5 separate regions of the Homo sapiens genome follow, and regions 2, 3, 4 and 5 are each linked to region 1. A link is a loop called in an ENCODE intact Hi-C map of the cell type or tissue named here. Cell type or tissue: sigmoid colon. All regions are shown on one strand. Region 1 has its middle 60 kb from the start of FAM174B. Region 2 has its middle 8.9 kb from the start of FAM174B. Region 3 overlaps SLCO3A1 (solute carrier organic anion transporter family member 3A1). Region 4 overlaps FAM174B (family with sequence similarity 174 member B). Region 5 has its middle 50 kb from the start of LINC00930.

Evidence for each region. Peaks named below come from ENCODE experiments on the same cell type or tissue, not always from the same donor. Only the 100,000 strongest peaks of a DNase experiment are listed, where the experiment ranks them.
Region 2: a loop joins it to region 1, with 2.8 times the contacts of the local background. A loop is called at or near these places in 6 of 110 quality-filtered maps.
Region 3: a loop joins it to region 1, with 12 times the contacts of the local background. A loop is called at or near these places in 51 of 110 quality-filtered maps.
Region 4: it touches region 1 in a loop (4-fold over the local background); 24 of 110 quality-filtered maps call a loop at or near these places.
Region 5: it touches region 1 in a loop (10-fold over the local background); 89 of 110 quality-filtered maps call a loop at or near these places.

What each region holds. Positions count from the first base shown.
Region 1 is chr15:92,712,970-92,717,969 of GRCh38, reverse strand. No RefSeq gene overlaps it. Among named protein-coding and RNA genes, the nearest start is that of FAM174B, 60 kb to the right of the region's middle. RefSeq lists silencers at 2,956-3,105, 3,216-3,265. In sigmoid colon, a CTCF peak has its summit at 2,978 (motif pointing right); DNase peaks (open chromatin) are centred at 2,039, 3,009, 3,269 and 3,648; H3K4me3 peaks cover 1,292 bases; H3K27ac peaks cover 882 bases.
Region 2 is chr15:92,662,217-92,667,216 of GRCh38, reverse strand. No RefSeq gene overlaps it. Among named protein-coding and RNA genes, the nearest start is that of FAM174B, 8.9 kb to the right of the region's middle. RefSeq lists enhancers at 2,331-2,830, 3,318-3,367, 3,748-3,867. In sigmoid colon, no CTCF peak of the experiment used is centred here; DNase peaks (open chromatin) are centred at 166 and 2,026; H3K27ac peaks cover 843 bases.
Region 3 is chr15:92,095,468-92,100,467 of GRCh38, reverse strand. The region is part of intron 3 of SLCO3A1 (solute carrier organic anion transporter family member 3A1); the gene reads right to left. Among named protein-coding and RNA genes, the nearest start is that of SLCO3A1, 240 kb to the right of the region's middle. In sigmoid colon, a CTCF peak has its summit at 2,703 (motif pointing left); no DNase peak of the experiment used is centred here; H3K27ac peaks cover 239 bases.
Region 4 is chr15:92,615,141-92,620,140 of GRCh38, reverse strand. FAM174B (family with sequence similarity 174 member B) reads left to right here. Exons shown (of 3, transcript NM_207446.3): 3 at 682-2,693. The coding sequence ends at 685. Among named protein-coding and RNA genes, the nearest start is that of FAM174B, 38 kb to the left of the region's middle. In sigmoid colon, no CTCF peak of the experiment used is centred here; DNase peaks (open chromatin) are centred at 160, 2,440 and 3,250; H3K27ac peaks cover 2,310 bases.
Region 5 is chr15:92,519,581-92,524,580 of GRCh38, reverse strand. No RefSeq gene overlaps it. Among named protein-coding and RNA genes, the nearest start is that of LINC00930, 50 kb to the left of the region's middle. RefSeq lists an enhancer at 2,430-3,022. In sigmoid colon, a CTCF peak has its summit at 2,857; a DNase peak (open chromatin) is centred at 2,840.

The sequences.
Region 1 (5,000 bases):
GCCTCCCAAAGTGCTGGGATTATAGGCGTGAGCCCGGCCCACAAATGTACATTTTCAAATGTACTTCACACCAGGAATCTTAAATATCTTGGGCACAAATTGAATAATGAATCTGGGGCACAGCTGAGATATGAGAAAGTAGGATCCACAGGACCTAGGATCTTTAGAAATGAGTGGAGGAATTGAGACAGAGCACAGCCATGATGAGTTGTCTTTGCTCCATGATGTCTGAGCTTCAGCTGGGAAGACTCAGGAGCTGAGGATGACTTGATTTCTTGGGCCTGGAATCATCTGGAAGCATCTTCACTTGCATGTCTGGTGGCTGGTCCTGGGTGATGGCTGGGACCCCTCCTTGTCTGCCAGCTGGAACAAATATAGGTGGCCATTCCATGTGGTTTCTCAGCATAGACTAGCTTGGGCTTCCTCACAGCATGGCAGCTGGGCTCCAAAAGTGAGTGTCCCAAGAGATAGGAAGTAGAAGCTGCTAGCATCTTAAGACCTTGGACATGGTCATAGTGGTAATTTCTGATGTATTCTACTGGTCAAAGACTAACAAAGCCCAGATTCAACACTGACCCACCTCTTGATTAGAAGAATGGTAAAGAATTTTGGGGTTCTGTTCAAAAACCTCCACAGTTCCTTAGGTGATAGTGTAGCTCCATGGTTAGGAGGTCAGGGTGTGAACTCAGACTGCTTGGGTTCACATCTCACTTCCATTTTTACTGGCCATGTGATCTCAAGCAAGTTCATTGTTGTAGAAACGATTGTTGCACACCAATCTCCATTTCTGTTCTCTTCTTCCTGGGAATACCAATAGACTATTTCCCTGCCCCTTACACCTACGTGGGGCCAACAGACTAAGCTGGCAGGCTCTGAGCAGAAGTGCCACATGCCACTTCTGGCTGAGGTGGGTAAGAGCTCTGGATTTTCTTAGTCTCTTCTCCCTCAGCTGTAGCTAGAAGCAGGGCATCCAGCAGCAGACACAGGGGCAGGCAGTGGAGGAGTCACAATATGGAAGGGGCCTGGCTCCCTGAGTGACCCTAGAGTGAGTCCTTTCTCTCATGCTCCTGCCACCAGGATATGGGGGAGGTGTAAACTTTGTGTTGAGCCATGAGGTTTTGGGGGTTGTTTGTTACAGTAGTTAGCCTATGCTGACTAATACATTACCTAACCTCTCTGAACCTGTTTTGTTATCTGTAAAGTGGGGGTATTAGATGTGGCTACATTTAAGTGCCCCACAGGTTAAGTGAAATAATTTGATGCACAGTGCCCAGCACATAGTAAGTACCCAACGAGTGTTAGCTATTGTTAGTAAGTGAATGCGAATGCCCATTAGGAGAGGGTGGCAGGTTTGCTTCAGTAATGGTAGGGCTGTCATTATCATCACCATTGCTGGAATGGCACCTGCTATATACTGAGCACCTGCTTGGGCCAGACTCTGTCCTAGGGATGCTACACTTTTGTTCCTTTTAGTCCTCTGAGGCAGGAATTATTAACCTTGAGGAGGAGCTGAGAGTCCTGGGGCCCAGAACTGCTGCTGAAGCTGTCTCAAGTCACACCGGGCGCTCCGACCTCAGAGCCTGACTCCTTTTACTGCGGCGATGATACCCTTGCATTTTTGGGAAATGTGACTTTAAAAAAAAGTGTCATCCATAGGCCTTCCTTCTTGCTGGGGAAGTGCTGTGTCTTTCTTTTTTTTTTCTTTTTCTTTTTTTTTTTTTTTAAATCGATATTTTACCATATTTTATTTTTTATTATTTTTACACACGGGGTCTCACTCTATCACCCAGGCTGGAATGCAGTGATGTGATCATAGCTCACTGCAGCCTCCCACTCCTGGGTTTGTGTCTTCCTTATTGAGACTTTCTCTACTTCAAGTTGTAAGAATCTGCTTTTATAACTTAATCTTTTGGCTTACAGCTTGGCCCCAAGTGTGGAAGGCTCCAGCTTCCTTCCCCGCCGCAGGATCCTATTACTTCTTTGTTCTGTTTGAACTCTGCAGACTCTAAAGTGAAGTGAGTCGGTGGAAAACCTGGCTGGATCTCAAGAATACAGCCTGCGTCTGAGTCCCATGAATCTCCCCGCAGCTTAAGGCCTCCTGTGAGCAGAGCGGATACTGTAAAGCCCTCTCAAAGACACTAATAACTAGAAGTGGGACTGTAGCTCCAAAGTGGCTTTTTTTTCCCCTTTCCCCCGTGTAACTTGCTGGAAGCACTTCGTATTTCTTTATTTCTTTGTGGAATAAAAAAAATTTGTTTGTAATTCCATGAGAATTAGAAAGGCTTGTCTCAACTTCTGAGTTGGTACTTGACATTCAGATACTAAATTTACTAGAGGAAGCACTTTTGCTAGATTAACCAACGATGGATTTTTCTTCACAATTGCGTGTTAATTTGCTCCCTCTTTGAGATGTCAATTTTTGGTTTTAGCAACACAGCCCACCCCATAGATCAGCAGATCTGTGAGTGTGGATTCAGTTGTTAGCATCACGGGGCAGGGGTCCCTGGACTGCATGTGCCTTTGTATTAATTGACTAGACTTGCAGTTATATTAATTCTACTTGTGGTTGTTTAAATTGTGCCTACTTGCACCTTACTTGTTGAGTCAAGATAACAGGGGTTATATAAACGAGTTTATAATATATTTGGCTTATCCTGCTCCTCGTCTGGCTCTGATAAAATTTTAAACGTTCATTTTTCTTTCTTTCTGTCTCCCAAGTCGTTTCTGAAAGGCAAGACGTTAGACTAAAACCAACTTCTATACTTAAGATTATCCTTGAAATAGTTACGAATATGTTCAGGAAACAAAGCCTTGCTCATTATGTGCTAGAACAATGGGTAAACTTTGCTTTCTTGTAGAGAAGAAAATGTTTTCTTCAATAAGATATCGGAAACTATTTTTGTACTTGAGAAATCATGTTACTAGAGACCTAAAAGATCCGCATTTTGTGGCTGTTTAAGAAAGCTACACAAGATGGCGCCAGAGAGCCGGAGTGGAGAGGGATGCGCGCCCCGCACGAAAAGCTCAGCGCCAAAGGGGCGCCCGGGGCGGGCAGGCGCGTGTACCGGTTCTGCGGCGGGGCGGCTGGGCAGGGGCGCTTTGCCCATCCTCACAGCTTCCGCTCTCTCCGGGCAACCTTTTCACCAGCTTCGCACAGACTTTCCGCCCGGCACCGTCCTTGGGTCCTCGGGGTCTCTGGAGCGGCCTGGAGGAGCCGCTGGAGAAGGAAGGGGGAGAAAGCAGCGGCGGAGGCGGAGGCTTCCTCAGGCCCACTTCGAAGCAGGGCGCCCGGCCGAGCCTCTGAGGAAAGCGCGCGCGGGACGCGGATGGGTCTCGGCCTCCAGGGGCCGCGGGAAGGGAGAGGAGGAGGGCGAGGGGAAGCGGCGCTCGCGCCCGGACTCCGGCCATTCCTCAGCGGTCCACCGCAGCTGGCGTTCTTCTTTGATCCCCGGAGTTCTCAATGAAAGAACGGAGAAAGTGGCTTAAAAAATTGTGGTTGAATACACACAACAGAAAATTTACCATCTTAACCAGTTCGGTGGCATGGAGTGCACTCAGCCGTTGCGTATATGGGCGAGTGTCGCCACTGCCCATCTCCAGAACGCTTCATCAAAGGGGACGAAACATCGCGTCCGTGAAATGATAACTCCCGCTCCCCTCTCCCCGCTCTCCCCGGCCCTGGCAGCCAAGCGTGCTCTTTCTGTCTGGAGGAATCTAACCACTCTCCGCACCCCATAGAAGCGGAATGCCACAGTCCCATTTGTCCTTTTGTGATGGACTGACTTCACTTAGCATCATGGCCTCAAGGCTCATTCCTGCTGTAGCCTGTGCCAGAATTGCCTGCCTTTTAATAAGCCTGAATCATATTCCTGTGTGTGTGTGTGTGTGTGTGTGTGTGTGTATCACCACATTTTGCCACTTTTACGTATAGACCACATATCTTTCTTCCTTTTTTAAAAAAATTATTTTTTATTTCAATAGTTTTTGGGGTACAGGTGGCGTTCGGTTGTGTGGATACATTCTTTTTTTTGGGGGGCAGAGTCTTGCTCTGTCGCCCAGGCTGGAGTACAGTGGCAGGATCTCGGCTCACTGCAATCTTCCCCTCCTGGGTTCAAGCGATCCTCCTGCCTCAGTCTCCCGAGTAGCTGGGACTACAGGCACCTGCCACCACGCCCAGCTAATTTTTGTATTTTTAGTGGAGACGGGGCTTCACCACTTTGGCCAGGCAGGTCTTGAACTCCTGACCTCAGGTGATCCGACTGCCTCTGCCTCCCAAAGTGCTAGGATTACAGGAGTGAGCCACCGTGCCCAGCCATGTGGATACATTCTTCAGCCTTGATTTCTGAGATATTAGTGCACCTGTTACTGAAGCAGTGTATGCTGTACCCAATGTGTAGTCTTTTATACCTCGCCCCCCGACCAGCCTTCCCCTGCAAGTCCCCAGAGTCCATTATATCACTCTTATGCCTTTGCCTACTTATAGCTTACCTCCCACTTATAAGTGAGAACATATGGTATTTGGTTTTCCATTCCTGAGTTACTTCACTTCGAATAATGGCCTCCAGCTCCATCCAAGTTGCCGCAAAAGACATTATTTCATTCCTTTTTATGGCTGAGTAGTGTTCCATGGTGTATATATGCTACATTTTCTTTTTCCACTTACTTAGACCACATTTTAAAAATCCGTTAATCTGTTTAAGGATATTTGGGTTGCTTCCACCTTTTGGCTATTTCAAAAACTATTGAAATTAAAAATAAATAAATAATTAAAAAAATAAACATTTAAAAATTTGAGTCCCTGCTTTTAATTATTTTAGGCATATACTCAGAAGTGGAACTTATGTTTAATTTTTTGAGGAACCGCCATACTTTTTCCCATAGCAGTACACAAGGGTTTTAATTTCTCCACATCCTTGTTGACATTTTTTATTTTCTGATTAAAAAAAAATTAGAGCCATCCTAATGGGTATGAAGTGATTGCGGTGGGGTTTGATGTGCAT
Region 2 (5,000 bases), 51 kb after region 1:
AAAGTACTGCACTGTGAAAGGAACTGTGGACAGATGGTCCACCTGAGCTCAAAGGTGGGGTCCCTCCACGTATGCACCTCAGGACTTTCCATCCTGTGGGAATCTCCTAAAAAGTTGCTCCATGGGTGGCACTCTCTGAGCAGCACGATTGGTGGGGAGGGCTCTGTCAGCAATATTATGTCGTCACTGACGTCTGCAGGCTCTCCTAGGGGACACTTCAGAAACTTTCATAGAAATATTTCTCTTTGGCAACAGCTCGCTGTTTCCATGGTTTGACGATACTAGCCAGCTGTAAAGTAGGCCAGCACGGGAGAGGGCGGCCCTGGGGACACGGGCTGCATGGCACGCTCATTTCCAACCCTGGGGCAAGTCAGATAACCTCATTAGGTCTCCATTTCCTAATCTTCAAAATGGAACAACAGTGTGAGCCTCAGTGGCCTGGTGTTGTGAGAATGAGGATTAAAGAACTGCAAATTTTTGAGTTTTTTTGGTGAATAATTGTGAAGTCTTTTGGAGGACATATTTCAGAAACAAATGAAATAATAAAGCAGACCTTAAATGTATTGATATAAATTTTGCATAGGTCCAGTAACCTTTTCTTTGCTACGCTTAGTGATCTACTGATTTAAAAAGAGTCCTCTCATATGATACTGACAGAACATTTTTAACCTATTTTTTTTTAACCAGCAATAAGTTTACATAGTTCAACATTCCAAATGCATGAAGGGATACAGTTACTATTCCCTTTCCTGCCCCTGTTCCAGCCATCCAGAGTTCCCCTGCCTAGGTAGGGTGACCAACTGGTCCTGCTTTGTCTAGGACTTTCTGTTTTAGCTCTGAAATGTCCTCATCCCAGGAGACTCCTGAAACCCCAGCAGACTGGGATGGTTGGTCACCCTCTGCCATAGGCAACCAACATTATGAGTCTGTCATGTGTCCTTCTGAAGATATTTTGACAACAGCAATGTTAGTATTAAAAAAAATCCTTTTAGGTAAAGAAATAAAATGTCTTTCTCATAAAACACTAATGCATGAGGCTGGGCATGGTGGCTCATGCCTGTAATCCTAGCACTTCAGGAGGCTGAGGCGAGTGGATCACCTGAGGTCAGGAGTTTGAGACTAGCCTGGCCAACATGGTGAAACCCCGTCTTTACTAAAAATACAACAATTAGTCGGGCGTGGTTGCGGGTGCCTGTAGTCCCAGCTACTTGGGAGGCTGAGGCAGGAGAATCGCTTGAACCCGGGAGGCGGAGGCTGCAGTGAGCCGAGATCACACCACTGCACTCCAGCCTGGGTGACAGAGCAAGACTCCGTCCCAAATACAAACAAACAAACAAAAAACCAAACTAATGCATGACATCAAGGGGATAAGGGAGCCCACAATAACATGGAGGCCCAAATCTTATCATCAAACATAATTGTTTTTCCCATAATTGTTCTTACGATTGTAATTTCCAGCTCCAGAATTGCTATCCTTCTGCAAAGGAAAACTCCCTCTCAGTCTTGGGAAAAAGACTCCTGTAAACGTTAACAATCTGTGGCCCCATTTCTCATAGCCGTGGTTGACCGTAGACTCCATTATCAATTTGTTTATAATTTATTTTTGTGGAGTTAAAAAAAGCATTTGTGTACTTGGGATTTGGATTTCATAAGTATGCTTATTTGGCAAGTTATCTTTTAGATTTCCCTGTGCAAATGTAACTGATTTGGGAAAGCCCCATTTCAGAGAAAGCATAACACAGCCCTTATCACGTGTGAACTGAGAAAGACATCGGAAAGCCTTTTCCAGGCTAAAAATAGACCTAGAACGAGGTGTATTTTAGCTTCGGGACTTTCGCAAACTTTCTGGCAAACTAGCACTTTATTGTTTATGTATAAGGGGCTGACGTTCCTTTTAAATGTTCTAGCTTCAGGCTATCTTACTTTTGTGCAAAAAAGGATGAATTATTTATAAAAAGAGGCAAAAATATCACATGATAACACCCTCGTTTCTGGCGGGGAGTAAAATGAGCTGCAGCTGGTGCTGTGTCAGCTCCACAGGCGAGGTGCAGAGAGCAAGCGGAGGATGGGCTTGATCCTCTGATCCCTTGAGAGGGCCTGATGTCTGAGATGCAGCCTGTCCCCCTCCAGGATGGAGGGAGAGACCTTTAATTCTCATTCTCTCTCTCACTCATCACTCATTTTCTCTCTCTCTCTTTTTCTGTCTCCCTCTCTCTGGCAAACTTGGGAAGGCAAAGTATGGAGACCTTTTATAAGCTCAAGTGTGCGCAGAAGCTGGTTTTATGGAATTATTTGTATACACTAATTCTGCCAGCCTCAGTTTCTTCATCTGTGACAGGAGGTGATAACCGTATTTTCTCCTTAGGCCTGATGTAAAGCGCCTGACGCTAAGTAAATGCTCAATAAATATTAGCTAGTATTCAAGCTTGCCTGGCTGCTCAGAGACACAGAGGGGCGGGGTGAGCGAGTGGGCTGAGGAAGGACTGGAGAATATAAAGGCAAGGGGCTGCATTACCTGAGGGTAGAGAGGTCAGCTGAGCTGACCGGCTCTTCCTGGTTTGTCTGGGACTAACCTGCTTTTAAAAACACAGTCCTGCATCCTTGGAAATCTCTCAGACCCAGGCAAAACCAGAGGGTTGGCCGCTGTCCTGAGTTAGGTTAGGATGAATTGTCCCTCGTTTATTTTTCCTCGGTCTCAACTGAATGCTGTGTTACTGTACCAGGGTTCCATCATGTGTGTGCACAGGCAGGGACAAGAGAGCCACCTGACACACCCTGTGTCGCTCTGCCTGACTCTGGCCACCCCACCTGTCTGTGTTGTGACACAGTATTGTAACAAAACTGCCAGGCCCAGGGTTCCCCTGCCTACTCTGCCTTCCACCCAGTGGGGTTGTGCGGAGCCTCCCAGCAGGCCCAGGAAAGGTGGGAGGAAATTGTGCAAAGACTTAAGACAAACGAGGGAAATCCAATTCCTTTTATTATGTGGATGATAACAACTGTGTGTAAAGGAGTCTGTCTGAGAAGTGGATTTGATCATGACATTTACTAGTATTTGGGGCCTGCGTTTTACACGAGTGCTTGCGGCCTGCACGCAGGAGGTTTCACTGGGGTTGCAGAGGGTTCTCCCACTACTCAGCTCTACTTTTCCAAACGTACTCTCTGATATTCCCAGCACCGTGGAGCGAGACGGGGTATTTCTAATGGAGCAATGCCTCACTGTCTTTGGAGACAACCCCAGTCTCGCTTAGGAGTTGGAAAGACTGAGCTCGGGGTCTGTGCCCTGGTGCTGGTCTGGCCCCAGACACTGTAGGACCCCGCAGGTCTTCATTTCCTTGCATGTCAACCGGGGAGGCTATGATGGGGTACAGAGGGTTGCTGTGAGGACTAATGAGACACATGTGAGGTGAGTGTGGCACACAGTGGGCATGCAGCCAACATGAGTTCTTGCATCTGAACGTCTCTAGCAATGATTGTGGAATATACTCAGGACGGATCCTCTACTCCTTCTCATCCTTTTCTCTTGGGTCTGGAAATTTTATTTACTAGTGATTAGCTCAACAGTCAACATGTCTTGTCTGCAAATCAGAATGGCTGTGCTTAAGGCTAAAGGCCACATGCAATATATTTATTCCTTTCCCGAAAGTGTCCAGCCCGTAACAGGGGCACAAAACGTATCTGTTGCTGTGGGAAGAAACCTTCCAGATGACGAGTGCTAGTGACGTCTAGGAAGAAATGAAAGATGGGCTGGAACACTCCGTGGGGTTGCTCGCTGGGTTTCTGGCTGAGTCGTCTTGGACTTCCCCTCCACTCCTTTGCTGTGGGTCCCCCTCAGGTAGATGTGTAGTCAGCAGCTTCTCCAAATTGGAACAGAAATAACTCTCCAAGGGCTGAAGGGGATTTCCTTACCAGGCCAGACCTTTCTTCCACTGCCCATGCACATGTGCCTCTCTCAGGTCCCTAAATTGACAAGCCTCTGTTTCCCCCTCTGTAAAATAGAGATGCTAATGCCTATTTCCCATAGGGTTGAAAGGTATGTGTGATTATGCCTGCAAAGCTCAATGCATGGTGGACGTTGTTATCTGGAATTTCCTTACCCCTCTTCAGTCTACCCTTAAAAATTATTTTCCCTACACTGTGTCAGCAGTATGGGGTGCAGCGGGAACTGAGAGTCTGCCTCTCACATTCTCCTTACGCATGCTCCAGAGTTTGATCTCTGGTCATCTTTGTAAGCCCTTTGCCTGAGGGTATGTTAAAAACAAAGGTGAGTCATGTCATATTCATTTTAGGAAATAAAATAGTTAAGATTAATATATGTACTGCATGTAAGAAAACTGCCAAATTAGTACATATTTATTACAGAGCCTAGAGTCTGTTGCAGTAAAGTCTGATGCAGTAAAGACAACACAAATGCCCCATGATCACACATCTAGCGATAATTGCTATTAACATGTTGTTATATTTCCGGGGCTGGGCACTGTGGCTCATGCCTGTAATCCCAGCACTTTGGGAGGCCTAAGTGGGCGGATCACTTGAGCCTAGAAATTCAAGACCAGCCTGGCCAACATGGTGAAAGCCCGTCTGTACTAAAAATACAAAAAATTAGCCAAGTGTGGTGGTGCGTGCCTGTAATCTCAGCTACCTGGGAGGCTGAGGCACGAGGATGGCTTGAACCTGGGAGGTGGAGGTAGCAATGAGCCACAATCGGCCACTGCACTCCAGCCTGGGCGACAGTGAGAGACTCCATCTCAAACCAAACCAAACCAAACCGAACCATGTTGGTATATTTTCTTCCAATATATTTTCTTGTGTCCTTCTGTTTTAAGTCAGCTGCTAGTCACAGAGAATGGAGAATGTCTGTCTTCCAAACAGTTAGGTTACTTCACTGAGACCTATTTCCTCTGGGCTACATATGTATAAAACAGCAAATAGGTGAGAGGTGTCCAAAGGGTGTTCCTGCTCTGAATTCCAAGGTGGTTTAGGCATTATTAACTCAGGGATCT
Region 3 (5,000 bases), 620 kb after region 1:
ATTGCCAACAAAACTAGACACATGGATGAAGAAAGATGTTGAATAAAATGAGGTAGAGACAGTATCCCAGGCTGAGGGAACAGGCTGAGTCAAGGTGTGGCACATTCTGGGGACTCTAAGTAAATAGGCTCAACTCCCTCATCAAGCCACTAATCTACCCCGTGGTCATTCCAGATGATGAGAACAGATGCCATTTCATTCGGAGGGAAGTCTGGTAAAGGGGACAGGAGAAAAGGGTTGCAGAGTAGAGCAAAGAGCCATACACTGGGTGTACCATGAAATATCTGTCATGAAGCCAGGCACAGCTTGGACTTGTCTTGACATAGGTGTCAACAGGCATAGAAGGTGTTTCTCCTTTTCTAGATCCATTTTCCGTTTTTTTGTTTTTTGTTTTTTTTTTTTGAGATGGAGTTTCACTCTATTGCCCAGGCTGTAGTGCAGTGGTGAGATCTCAGCTCACTGCAACCTCCACCTCCTGGGTTCAAGCAATTCTCCTGCGTCAGCCTCCCAAGTAGCTGAGATTACAGGTGCCTACCAACACGCCCGGCTAATTTTTTTTTGTATTTTTAGTAGAGACAGGGTTTCACCATATTGGCTGGTCTGATCTCAAACTCCTGACCTCAGGTGATCCACCTGCCTCGGCCTCCCAAAATGCTGGGATTACAGGTGAGAGCCACTATGCCTGGCCTTACAAGATCAATTTTTCTAACCCTTCCACTCTTTGTATCTGACTTCTGGGTTGTTCTTATTTCTTGCTTGTGTTGGGTGAATTGAGAGCTGTTGACAGCTGTTTGCTCTCTCTGTCAAAGGTTAACTGAACTAGGAGGCTCATGGAGATTTCCACCCATTTCCAAGATCAAATGAAAAGTCACTGGAAATACAGTTAAACCAGTTTAAAACTAACCAACCAACCCACCCACACGCTCATGAGGATACTTGAGATTGTGAGAAGAGGAGATCAAAGCAAGTTGGGGACATTTACTTCTTTTTCCTGTGCCATATGGACTTTTTTTTTTTTGTAGTTCATTTACCCATTTGTTTAACCTATGTTGCCAAACTTTTGCTATGGGACTCAAGAATTCCAAGAGTATCATTAAGTTACAAACCTAATTAGAAACTGGAGACAGGAAGGGACTAAGGCTGGAGGGTGGCATTGAACATCTAGAATCGCAGCCATTGGGCTAATTAGCCCAAAATGAAGGAATCTAGCAGTAGCAGCCAGCCCTCAGGATGGCAGAGCAGGAGGCTCTCAGTCTGTTGACCTTTTTTGTGAAGCAAACAGATGGCCACATCTTGTTCCAGCTGCAAACGCCATGCAGCCTTCTGCGAGGCCGGCTGGTGTGTGCCTCAGGACAAGTCTGCATGGATGTGCTGGTGAGGCTAGGCCATCTCAGCAAGGCCTTTGTCCATGGAAGGGAGCCGCCTTCTGGCTAAATTCCTGGAGATGTTTCAGGGAAGCCAGCTGTTCTGTTAAGAGTGGGGCTTTGAGGTCAGACAGGCCTGGGGATGAATCCCTGCTCTATCCCTAGCTGTGGAAACTGTTAACCTCTCTCGGATTTCTTATTATAAGTATTTATTGTGTGCTTACTATATGCCAGGCACTGTGCTAAATGCTTTGCATGAGTAACTCATGCCATCCACACACAGACTCAGGATGTGTGTGCGATGTCCCCAGGATCACAGAACTCATAAGGGGGTGTAGTCAGGATTCAAATGGAGTCTGATTCCAGTGCTTGAATTCTTAACCACTGCATGATAATGCCTCACCTAACAGTAGGATCTACACTCCCATGAGAATGTGCTGAGGCTCCAATGAGGCAATCTATGTATAGCTTTAAGAAGTGACCAATTCATGGCTGCTGTTACTACTAATCTTTTTGTAATAAACCCACATAGTTAAGGTTGGCCAAGGCAGTGATTAGATATGTACTCTGCTACTAAGTCCGTTTTTTCAAGGTCCTGTTCTCACCTGGGTTTCAGTTAACAAAGAACCTAAAAAAGAAATTCTGGAGGCACCATCATTTCCTCCCCCAGCTCTCAGGGGAGGGATTTATTCTCCCTGAGCTGAGGAGCAAAGGGAACCACGTAGCGATCAAACATGGATGAAAGGCAGCAGCGGGAGCAGCCCATGTCCAAGTGGAGCCAGCTGGGACCTCCAGGCAAGGTGCCCCGTGGGGGCTGTCACCCCAGAACTGGCCCATGTCTACAACCAGCCCTCCTTGGCACCCCAGCTGCATCTACTCACAAGTTTCAACCAGGCTTCCTCACTGGATTCTCCTCTCAATGCTGGCACCAGGCTATGTGGTGGACGCCGCCTTCTCTCCTCCATCTACCCCATAACGAGGGCCCTCTGTGGACCTGCCTTGCTCCTTCCCCACAAATTTTAGGCTGCTGCTTTTCCTGGACCCCAATCTCAGTGGGGACTTCAGAAACATGTGTCCACGTGTGTGGCCCTTGCCTATTAATGCCTACAGTAATGTTCCCATACATTGGACAGCCCTACAGAAGAGCACTGTTTTAGGAAAGCAAGGAAAAGATAGGGGAGGCCCTAAAGCAATTAAGAATCCCCTCCTCAAATACAGCCCAAATCCACCTGCAGGCGGCAAGTTTCACAAGACTAGAAACAATAAAAACTGCTGGCAACTATAGAATTCTATGGCTGACTCCCTAAATAGGATAAATGATATTCTTCTGCCCTCTACCGGTAAAGAGCTGTGCCACACGGTGCCTCACGGTGCCTCCGGGAAGGACGCAAACAAAGACCGTGACTGACAATGCACCTTGCATTCTTTGGAAACAGAAAGGGAAGTCCGCTATCAACTTGGTGGGGAAGCCTGTCATCAGCGAGATGCCCACACGGGACTGAAAGGAGCCCACCTGCCTTACATCCATGCAGGCACCAAGTAGCCAATGAGCCTGGAACCATGGATCACACCGCTCCACCCTGGGCCTTAACGGGCAAACAGAGATGCCGAACACAGTAAGATGGGAACAGCATTCCAGGCTGAAGGAACAGTCTCAGCAAATGGAGGGAACTGGGAGTGGATGGGCTAAGCCCCCTCCAGCCATCTGTCTACCCGCTGGTCATTTCAGGCACTGAGAAAAGGTGCTGTTTCATTCTCCTAAGAGAGTTTGGTGAGTGAAATCTCCACAGGCAGGCTCAGGAGATCGGGGTTTTATAGAGATACATTCCTTGGATTGGGGACATCCCTTCCCCTCTCTGTGACTTGGTTTCCTCATTTGTAAAATGAAAGAGTTGGAAAGGAATGATGTCTGAGGCTCTTTCCAGCTCAGATATTCTGGTCATTCGCAGGCTTTTGGTTCAAGGCCACCACTGATAGCACTGAGGGCAAAATATGCTATCTGGCCACTTTGCTACCCTTCAAGGTGGCTTCCCCATTGCATCAGGAGTATGCCTCCTCTCTATCCCCTCTGCTGGCCCTGTCTTGTGCTGCCTTGGGTGCAGTGGTGGAAGCTGGCCTGTCTATACGAGCAAGATGGAAACTGACTCACTTCATGTGTCCTGTGTCTTCCCAGCCTACCTGTTACCACACTCCCTAGGAAACGGGTTCAAAGGGCCAGCCGACGGCTGCAAAACACCAGCACTCAATCACCTTCGGAACAGACTCAGCACTTTAAAAGTATAAATAAATAGGGCTGCCTCTGATTTTTTTTTTCCACTTGGAAATTTGTAACATCATTAGCTACAAGTAAATATATCAGTAGGATTAATGGAGTGAATCACAAAGCGACTTGGATTTAAAACCACATTATTTCTTTGGGGTGAATTAGTAAATTTAGCATTGTCAAGAGATGATGGATTGAGAACCTGGGGACTGAGAATTCTTACTGATCCTGAGGATAGATCGGCATGAGAAGCAGAGGCTGGAATGGCTTCTCACCCTCTGTTTTCAGAGAGAAAGGAAATATGGCTTTGCTGCATGCTAAACTACATGGAAATATAGTGTTCCTTTTCAGACACAAGGTAGAGATGTGACAGCACATGGTAGGCAATGACCCAGACGGTCCCCTAAAGTCCCTGCTGCCTGGTATTCTGGTCCTTGTGTAATAATCCCTTCTCTTTCCATAGTAAACCTGAACAAGTGACTAGCTTCTAACAAACGAAATACAGCAGAAGTAATGAGATGTCACTTCTGAGATTAGGTTATAAAAAGACTGTGACTCCTGCCTCAGGTGCTCTCTCTCACCTTCTCTTGGGTTGTTTGCTTCAGGGGTGTCACGGTGAGGTAGTCCCCTCCTGTGGGCCCATGGCAGTGAGCTTGGAAGTGGATCCTCCCCAAGCTGAGCCTTGGGATGATCCAAGACCAGGTTGCCACCTTGCAACACCTTGACTGCAGCCTCATAAGAGACCCTGAGCTAGAACTGCCCAGTGAAGCTGCTCCTGTATTCCAGACCCACAGAAAAAAATACGAAAAACAGTATGATAAGAAATGTCTGCTGTTTTAGGTCATTAGGTTTGGGGTTATTTCTTATGCAGCAACAGGAAACCAATACACCACGTGACTTGCTTTGGTTAATGAAATATGAGGGGAAACACTGTATGTCATTTCTGAGTAGAGGTTTCAAGGGCCAGAGTAAAACTGGTTTCCTGTCTTGGTAACTGTGCAAGCTGGGGTCAGGATGGAACTTCTGTGGGCCTGGGCCTGGGGGGCTGAGAATGCTTATCGATCCTGAGAGTAGATCTACAGGTCACCACGATGAGCCAAGTCTCCCTGACCCTGACACTGCTGACCTACACTGCATATGTAGTGTGACCAAGAAATAAACCTTAGTTGTATAAAATCACTGAGGTTTTGGGACTGTCTGTCACCACAGAATAGTCTAGCCCATCGATCTAGCATCCCATTCAATCCCACAATCATGGATTGGGGAACTCAGGGTATTCTGAGAAATGCACTTGCACTTCCTGCTAAGAACACAGGTTCTGCTTAAAATGGTTTTGAATGTGGATATTTCCTCACAAAGGCCACCACAACAGT
Region 4 (5,000 bases), 98 kb after region 1:
CTCAAGCTCCCAGTCTAAGCAAGAGACCAACACTACTCAGATACATAAACCAGGAGTCAGCAAACTATGGCCCATGGGCCAAATCCAGCCCACTGTCTGTTTTTGTACAGCTCAGGAGCCAAGAATGATTTTCACATTTTAATGGTTGAAAAAGAACCAAAGGAAGAATACTATTTTATGACATGAGAAAGTAACATGCAATTCAAATTTCAGTGTCTATAAATAACATTGTACTGGAACACAGCCATGGCCAAGCATTTCTTGCTGTGGCTGCTGTTCCACCCCAACAGCAGGGTTGAGGAGTTATCACCGTGATTGTGGGATCTGCAGAGTTTACAATATTTCCTCTCTGGACTGTCACAGAAGAAGTTTTCCAACCCCTAGTGTAAACACCCTGGAAGTGCTGGCAAGGAGAGGGATATAAGGAGAAAGAGGTTGTGTTCTAGGGAGTCTGTGTGGGGAGCTGGGGGAGGGATCCTTAGTTGGGAACTGTGGGGAGGGAGGGGGTTTGCTGGAAGAGTGGATTGCGCCTTCCAGACAGCACGCTCAAAGGTCCTGTGGCTGGGGACTGTGGCCTTTTCACTGGCTGAGAGGGTGAGGGATAGAGATGTTCAGGAGGGGTCAGAATGGGTGCGAGGCTCTGCCAGAAGGGGCTTACTCTTGTCCTTCCCTTTCTTTTAGGTAAAACCTGTTTCCCAGCCTGGTGGCATCCTGTGGAAAGTTGGTCAGCTGCAACCTGGGGTGTGAAGGACTGGACCTGGAAGCCCTCTTGCGTCGGAGGTGTTGAAACCAAAACGAACGTTATGTATAAAACCCCAGCTCCATCGTGCGTGTCAGGCATCTGCTCAGACTGTCACTGGCAAGCTCGTTTCCACGTCACCACAATGGAGTTGCTTCTGCCACCCTTTGGGCATCCCTTTAAAGTGCCCCCTACTTCTACTCCCCATGTAAGAGGCTTTGTGCCTTGCTAAGGAGCAAAGGGTAGAAACATGTTGATTTTAAAGAAGTTTTTTTAAGACAATTGTTGACAATAGTAAAAGAGATCAGGAGGATCAAGAATCTAAAACAAGCCTGAAGGATGTCCAACTGTGTATTTAGAATTTCCGACATTCTTCTCTACTGGATCTACACATTGGACCCCATCTGATCCTTTGCTGCTTTTTTGGCTTGGTCAGGTCCTGGCCTCATTTTGGCGTTACCTGTGTCAGAGTTCAAGGTGGATGTGCTTAGAGCTGGTCAGCCCCTTCCAGACCTGGACACGTCTGTGGCTCCTTTTCTTTCTTCCTTTTTTTTTTTTTTTAAAAAAAAAAAAGGTTCAGCAGAAATCAGCGTGGCTAGTTCACAAAGAATTTCCAGTATCAGGGAAAAACTGTGCGTGTGTGTGTGTGTGTGTGTGCACGTGTGTGCGTGTGCACGTGTGTGATACCTATAAAACAGTTTCTCCTTCTCTGAAGGGAAAGGAAAGTGCTAGGCAGCCTGTGATTAGCAACATTCTTTGTGCTTTTTTGTTGTTCCTCTGCTCTGTCACAGTTCTACGTTGTTTGCCTTAGAAATGTAATTTTTAAAAACCATTTTAAAAATGAACGGTGATTTGGCTGGCTGGAAAAAATCACACTGTCAGGGGACTATATTTGAAGTCAGTCTAGACGGGGCTGGACTAGGAACCCACCTGGACCCAGGAGACCCCACAGGACCCAGGAGGTCCCTGCCGGAAGGCAGAGGTTCAGGTGAGAGTGGCTCACCTCTGAGCTGGTGAAGTGAGGACTTGCCTGTGACATGACCCAGGGATCTGCTGCTGGCTTCTGGAGACAGGGCCTTGGGCTGACTTCTCAGGTTGATTGAGGCCTCCTGACTAGCGGTGTTCCCAGGCTAGAGGTGATTGGCTGCAACAAAGATGCTTCTATTAGTCTATTAGCAGTGCCTTCGGGACCCTGGGATTTTGCTCTCTCTAGAAAGGTGTTTTTTATTTTTTTATTTTTTATCTCCCCCTTTTTTCCTGGCTTTGCTCCAGGGTTTGTGTATTTGCCTGTTTATTGTCCTGCTCTTTTTTTTTTTGGATGAAAACTCCAGCCTTTCCTGACTCACCTCCATCTTCGGTTCTTCAGTTTTCTGAGAAGAGTTGGGATATGTGGGAAGGGGCATGGGAGCTCGGCAGCCTCCGCCTGCCAGGAAGGCAGTTTCGCCTCTGCAGGAAAGAGCAGAGCCCGTGGGAAGCCCTGGGTGAGGGTGGCGCAGCCGGCCCAGCACGCATGGTATTGCCAGCCACGGGGGGCCTGCGTGTAGTCTCTGCTCCCTGCATTTCACCTTCTTTGTTGACTTTCCTTCTCTGTTTTCCCCCATCTGTTTGCCAGAGGGGTGGGACTGGCAACAGAACAGCCGTGGCTGCTTTATCTCTCCTCTCCACGGTGTACTCAGGCCTGAGTGGTGACTCACGGGAGCCTGGCCACCTCGCAGCTGTTCGCCCCCTCAACCTTTGAACTGGAACTGCTGGCTCACACAGGGTTTTCGACAACTGCAGCTGAATCTCATGGAAAAGCTGGATTCCTCTGCCTTACGCAGAAACACCCGGGCTCCATCTGCCAGGTGCTTGCCACTGGTCCTGGCAGAAATGGCGGCTGCTGAAAGTGACCTTCCAAATCCTTGGTGGCACTTCAGCGCCACAGGCTCTCCAATAAAAACCCTTTACACACAAACCATGAGTACCTTGGGCTTGGATGTTTTCTGTGGTGCCGGCCAGCGGGGCACCTTTTGTGAAGACAGAGGTGGGTGGGCCCAAGGCTGAGGAGGAGGGCGGGGATGGGAGCTGGGCTGGAGGTGTTTGGATCCTGGTGATTAGAGAAAAGCTTGGAAATGAAAAAGGCTTGGTGGTGGAGGGGCATGCATGCTGTTTTTACGTCTACATATACAATTGGAGGCTCACTCGCTCATTTCCTGGAAGCTTGCTCCTTGGCTAGGAAATACTGAGGCCTAACTGTTTCCAGAGAATCTTGGGGCATCTCCAGAGAAGATAGAATCAATCACATAAAAAACTGCTGGCTTGTAACTGCCTCATACCTGGCTTGCTTTACTCTATGAGTAAGCATGGGATGCATCTGGGCCGGGTTCACAGCGAGCTGAGAAAAAGCCGGGGGAAAAGCCCATTTGCTGCCGTCCAGCTGGTTCCCTTGGAGGTCACCAAGGAGCTGGGGGTGTGGTCTGTGTCCCTCCTCCCTGAGGAGCTACTCCTGTGCTCCGTCTTCTCTACCACTGTAGCAGTGACTAAGGTTCTCCAGGGTAGCTCTTTCTCCAAACAGCTGCGCTGGAAGCCAGCCCTAGAGAGTGGGTTTCCCCATCATCTCAGGCTTCTCAGAGAGTGTCCTCCGCTGAGCACCCATCCTGTCAGGTTGGCTCGTTCAGATGCCCGGGGACAAGCCAGCCTGACGGGGAGGAGGGTGTTTCGGCGTCCGCGGCAGTCTCTGCATGGCGGAGGGTCAGCGGGTACCGCAACTTGCCTTTTGGTTTTGAAGATTCTGTTGAGGCGCCATCCTCACCTTGACCTCTTCTACAAAATCTGTCTCCCCTGCTGTGCCGTGGAACACCTACGGGAAGCCAGTAAGTTAAAGTCCTAAGATCAAAGCCCCTCCCTCTACTGCCTGCATCTCCTGTCATAAAAGCCTGAATTGTATGGTTATTCTTACACCCTGTGGGGATGGGGGATGCTTTATACGGACATGGCACATTATCCTCAAAGGGCCCTGGATGCACCCATAAGTTTGTGTCCCGTGCTTGCCCCCTTTGGTGAAATTCTTGGCTGTCGGTGTCATTTTAAGGAAATCAGGGGAAATTACCCAGAAGATCAGGGTCTGTAGGAGAAGAGGGGTAGGGGATGCATCAGTGACCCAAACTTGCTGGTGAGATTTGGCAGCTGAAGCCATTTAAAGAGATTGGCGGTTGGGCGTGGTGACTCATGCCTGTAATCCAGCACTTTGGGAGGTGAGTAGATCACCTGAGGTCAGGAGTTCGAGACCAGCCTGGCCAACATGGCGAAACCCCCATCTCTACTAAAAATATAAAAATTAGCCTGGTGTGGTGGCAGGTGCCTGTAATCCCAGCTACTCAGGGGACTGAGGCAGAAGAATCACCTGAACCTGGGAGGCGAAGGTTTCAGTGAGCTGAGATCACGCCACTGCACTCCACCCTGGGCAACAAGAGTGAAATTCCATCTCAAAAAAAAAAAAAGATTGGCACCTTGGTGTTGCCAGTTTCTGAAGAGGGGAGAGGAGGGTTATGTTACAAGCATCACCAACAAAGAGCATTGTGACTCAGCAGAGGGGAGAGCAGTAGTAAAGACTTTGGGGATGATGCTGGACTGCCTCCCCAGCCACCCACCTTCCTTGCACACGCTTCTTGTGGCAGCATCATGAGTTTGCAGGTCCAGATGTTGCTTGCATTGTAACCACAGCTCCCTGTGCCCCCCAGTGCCTGCTGTATTTGGGTTAGATATTTTCTTATAAATAAATGATTTAATCTTTTCAGGGTGAGGGGCGAGCCCTGGGGACCTGGAAGGTGTTCACTCCAGCACCACTAGTTCAGAAAAAGGGTCTGTCCCATAAGGCCCCCAGGCTGCTCGTATTGACAGGTGCGAGCCGGCGCTTCCCTCCAGCCCGGTGGTGCCACAGTTGCTTGTGGTTTTTATTTATCAGAGAATTCAAGAACACCTGATGTGGACTCAGTGTACACAGCATACCACTTGCGAAAACCGAGTTTGTTTTCCATTATTTTCGAGAACTAAATAGACGTGACTCTTCCGGGCGGTTGTCATGAGCCACTCCCTGCCTTGCTACCTGAGTCTTCTTGGGTCCAACAAGTACCTGGGTGTGACTCTCCTTGTAAAGTGCCTCAAAATTTGCTGTTATTTCTTGTTAGGCTTAGTTAGTTGGTTTATTAGCAAGCTCATTTTCCCTGGGATGGGTTTTTTGATGAGCTGAGTTGATGTGGATGGGAACACAAGGCGCTCTTGT
Region 5 (5,000 bases), 190 kb after region 1:
GCTGATGCTGGGTCCCTTAGCCCCCACTTTTCTGCATACCCAACAGGCTTATGGGAGAAGCCAAAATAATGGGAAGGTATAGCCCCTGTCCTTTGGGTCTCAGAGTGAGGATGACGTGGAGCCAACTCTCCTCATCCCCAACCCTGCTTGGGCAGGTAGCATTAGTGAGAAATAGTCCTTTGTTATTTTAAGTCACTGAAACACGGAGGTGGCTTGGAAGCCTGTCCTGACTCATGCAGTATCATATTAACTCGTTCTTGGAACCAGTTACTGGCTTTGCCAATCAACTAAAAAACCAAAACAAAGAAAAAAACAAAAGAAATAAATGAATGCCTAACGTGTGCTGTGCTTATTGCTGGAGACAGTAGGGATATAACGTTCACTGCCTCTGGGGTCACATGGCCTCCTCTTTTGTGTGTGTGTGTTTTCCACGAGTAAACCAAGTTTATTGTAGAAAATTGGAAAACACAGATGAGCTCAAAGAATAACAAATTATCCACACTAGTAGAGAAAAAACAGGTCAACATTTCTTTATGCATCTTTCCTTGCCTTTCTCTTAAAAGAACACTTGTCATTGAATTTAGGGTCCATCGGGACAACCCAGGATAATCTCATCTCAAGATCCTCAACTTAATTACATCTGCAAAGACCCTTTTTCCAAATAAGGTCATATTCACAGGTTCTCAGTGGACATATCTTTCAGGGGTCACTGTTGAATCCACTACATGAACACTTTCCCAGTGCCAGCTACTAGGCCAGGCAGTTTAACTTTTCACCTAACTTACTCTCCTGTTAAATCTCCAAAGTAGGTATTATCGTGTTCATTTTAAAGACCACGAAACTGAGTTTCAGGGAAGTGAAAAAAACATGTCCTAGGTTACACAAAGGTGGGAGCCAGGAGTTACACCTAGGTCTTATTCCTAAACTGGGGGATTTCATATATCAGTACATCTCTCCAAATGGATGTCATCTTCTTCAAACCACTGTTGCTTAAAAGATTTCTGGAACTCCTCTGCTTCAGAACCACTTCACAAGCCATGCAAGAAAAGCCTGCCTGCTTGCATTACTATCATCACAATTTGAATGTATTTGGTTTTAGGCAGCTTTATTTTCACATGATGTAGCTCACAGATTAAATTCTGCTTACAGTGAACAGGCCACAGCATTTGACGAATCAAAGCCTACGGCTTCCTCAAAGCACTAATTACTCAAAAGCCTATTAACCTGTTTAAACCCAGCCAAAGGCTTTGATATCCAATGGAGAGGCCTAGGTAGAGATAAGACCATTTGAAATGCCCCAGTACAAGGTGGGTGGTCCCCTGGTGTGACCTTTCTACTATGTTCCATGATGTCTGGAATGCATCTAGATATGGCCTGTTAGCCAAACATACATGAGTGGAGTCTGTATGTGTGTCTGTGTGCACACAATATGTCTTTCTTTTCTCCATAAATCCAGTCTGAGTTATCATGCACTACTGACTCCATCCCCAACAGCCACCTCCTGTCTCCTTTGCTAGAAATGCCTCCTCCCCTTTCTTTGCTAGAGGCTACATGACATCTAGAGTTGTGAAGCCAGCTCTACTGGTGGGGAAACAATTGCTGACCTGGAGATTCAGAACAGAATGATGAAAAATAGCTGTGATTTAACCAGCTGTGCCTGGAACATCCTACCTCTGGACTCAATGCAGGATCATCAATGCCTTTATCTGAATTTTGTGCTACCTACTCCAACAGCATCCTGTCTGATAACAGGAATTATAACAACAATAATGTAACATTCGGCCAGGCGCGGTGGCTCACGCCTGTAATCCCAGCACTTTGGGAGGCCGAGGCGGGCAGATCACGAGGTCAGGAGATCGAGACCATCCTGGCTAACACGGTGAAACCCCGTCTCTACTAAAAAATACAAAATAAATAAATAAATAAATAAATAAATAATTAGCCGGGCATGGCGGCAGGCGCCTGTAGTCCCAGCTACTCAGGAGGCTGAGGCAGGAGAATGGCATGAACTCGGGAGGCGGAGCTTGCAGTGAGCCGAGATCACGCCACTGAACTCTAGCCTGGGCAACAGAGGGAGACTCCATCTCAAAAAAAAAAAAAAAAAAAGTAACATTTGAGTATGTAGTATACGCTAGAAACTCTTCATAGATGATCACATTTAATTTTCACAACAATACTATGACACAGGTATTATTATTTCCATTTTACAGATGAGGAAACCAAGGTGAAGAGAGGGTACATAATGTACCCAAGGGCACATAGTGTAACAGAGGCAGGATTTGAACTCAGAGATATGTGCTTAACCCCTACACTAGGCTGGCTCTCATTGAATAACCATCCTGAAGCTATCCTCATAGGGTTAACAAGAATTCCAGACAGAAATATATTTATAATTAAGCTCGAATCAGGCTGCAATTTGACCCACTTGCTTGTAACTAGATACTGACCATTTGCTTCCCTGTTGTTCCTATAGACAGGATTTCTGAGACTAGAATCATAAGACTTGTTTTAGATAAATAGGATTTCTGATCTTACATTCATAAGGCTTTTGCATAAGAATTGCTTAAGATGTGTTTTGAGATCCAGAATTCCAGTGAAATAGCTGACACCAACTAGTTTGAAGACCCCATAGAGGAGTGGAATCAGCATGAGAATAGAGCTTCTTCATCTCCCTGTCCCGTGACTTCATCCTGTACTCTTCAACCAATCACAGTTCGTGGACCTATCTCCACACTTCCGGCCACTCCAAAACACTTAAAAATCCTAACCCCAAACTCCACGGGGAGATGGATTGGAGGTTTACTCACAGCTCCTCATTCGGAGGCCCTGCGGTTAAACCTCTTTCTCTGCTGCAACCTGGTGTCTGGCCATGGTATTGCCATGGTATTTACTTGCCATGCATATCAGGCAACAGACCTATTATGGTTACAGTCTGGGAATCCTTCTCCCCGACTTCCCTTTGTCATTTTGTATTACTCTGCTCTCCTCTACCCCTTCTTAGATCACTGATTATATTAGTCCATGTTCACACTGTTATAAAGAACTACCTGAGCCTGGGTTATTTACAAAGAAAAGAGTTTTGACTCACAGTTCTGCGTGGCTGGGGAGGCCTCAGGAAACTTACAATCATCATGGTAAAAGGTGAAGGGGAAGCAAGACAGGTCTTACATGATGGCAGGAGAGAGAAAGAGGGGTGGAGGGGAAGTGCCACACTTTTAAACCATCAGATCTTGTGAGAACTTACTCACTATCACTATAACAGCATGGGGGAAACTGCCCCCCGTGATCCAATCACCTCCCACCAGGTCCCTCCCTTGACATATGGGGATTGCAATTTCAGATGAGATTTGGGTGGGGACACAGAGCTAAGCCATATCACTGCTCTAGCCTAGGGACATGCCAAGTGTCCAAGGAGACCTTCATTCAGTGTTCAGTCTGCCAAACCATTTTTCTGCTAATATTAACCACCTTCTTGGTAAATGAGTGAGGGAACAGGAAGCCTTATCTTACCACCTGTTTTGTCAGTTCTTCCTGAAATGGATAAGCTATTTCCACTGGGTAAGTAACCTCAGTTCTTAGGCCCTTGGGCACAGAATAGATGTTTTCTCCTTGGAAGGAGGACATCAAATTTATTATCTGAGAGGAAGGAATGCTTGGAATCTCTTCCTTCTTTTGAAGTACTGGATTAAGAAGGATCCTTACTCTGATCAGCTAGTCATGCCTGCAGAGGGCTTGGGTGAGATGGAGGGTAGGGTGTGTGCTATGTGTTTGCCATTCTTGCCATGGCAAATAAAGAGACATTAAACTCAACAGAGAAAGGGACTTTATTTCTAGATTGAGTGACAGTGGAGGGTTATACCTTTAAGTTAACTTTGCTTTGAATATCACCCCACGAGTGAAAAAGAAAAAGTGTGATATAAATGGCAAGGAAGAAGCACCTGTGCGAGGTGGTTTTCCAAATCTCTTGGCATCCTAATTACAGGGTTAAATTGGTGGAGAAGCCCTGTTCCCATAGGTTAAAAGTAAATTTTAAATTAGTCCAAATTAAATGGCCACAGATTCATGGTCAAATGGTTTTCATTTAATGAGATTTTACTATCTAGCATCTGTATCTATAAAAGTTATTTTTAAAAATTTTATTTATTTATTTTCAGATGGAGTCTGGCTCTGTCGCCCAGGCTGGAGTGCAGTGGTGCAATCTCAGCTCACTGCAACTTCCGCCTCCCAGGCTCAAGTGATTCTCCTGCCTCAGCCTCCTGAGTAGCTGGGATTACAGGCATGCGCCACCATATCTGGCTAATCATTGTGTTTTTAGTAGAGATGGGGTTTCACCATGTTGGCCAGGCTGGTCTCAAGCTCCTGACCTCAGGTGATCTGCCCACCTTGGTCTCCCAATGTGCTGGGATTACAGGCGTGAGACACCGCACCTGGCCTATATTTATAAATGTTATTTTTAAATGAATGCATTCTGTGAGTAGAGGCTTAGAAGAAAAATGGATCAATAGTTTAGCTCAGTCATTGGATTTCAATAGAAATCCTCTCCAACTCCTGCCTGTATTGCTGTTCCCAGTTCTCGGTGCCATCTTTGAAGCTGTCTTTGTTTTACTTGTTGTGGTCATGGGGAGTTACTGGCTCCTTTGTTCACAGGAATCTGAGACTCACTGTGATCATTCCTGGGGGAACAGCTTCATCAGAAGCTAGTCTGGAGAAACTCCAAGAATGTGGTGTACTTCAGTGTCCTGAAAGTGTGCCTCTTGATGGGGGTGGGTGGGCCGGCCACTGGAGGTTGGGTGGTTCTCCCAAGCCTCGCAACAGTGTGCTCTTAATGAATTACAACTGCTCCCATTTTGTTGCCATCAGGTTTTAGGGTACTTGTCAAAGAAGCCCCCCCAGTGCCCCGCAAGGCTTGTCCAAAAAAAAAAAAACAAAACAAAAACAAACAAAAACACTCCAACCTGTTTTTCTATTTCCTTCTTTGGTTCCCTTTTTGCTCAAAGGAT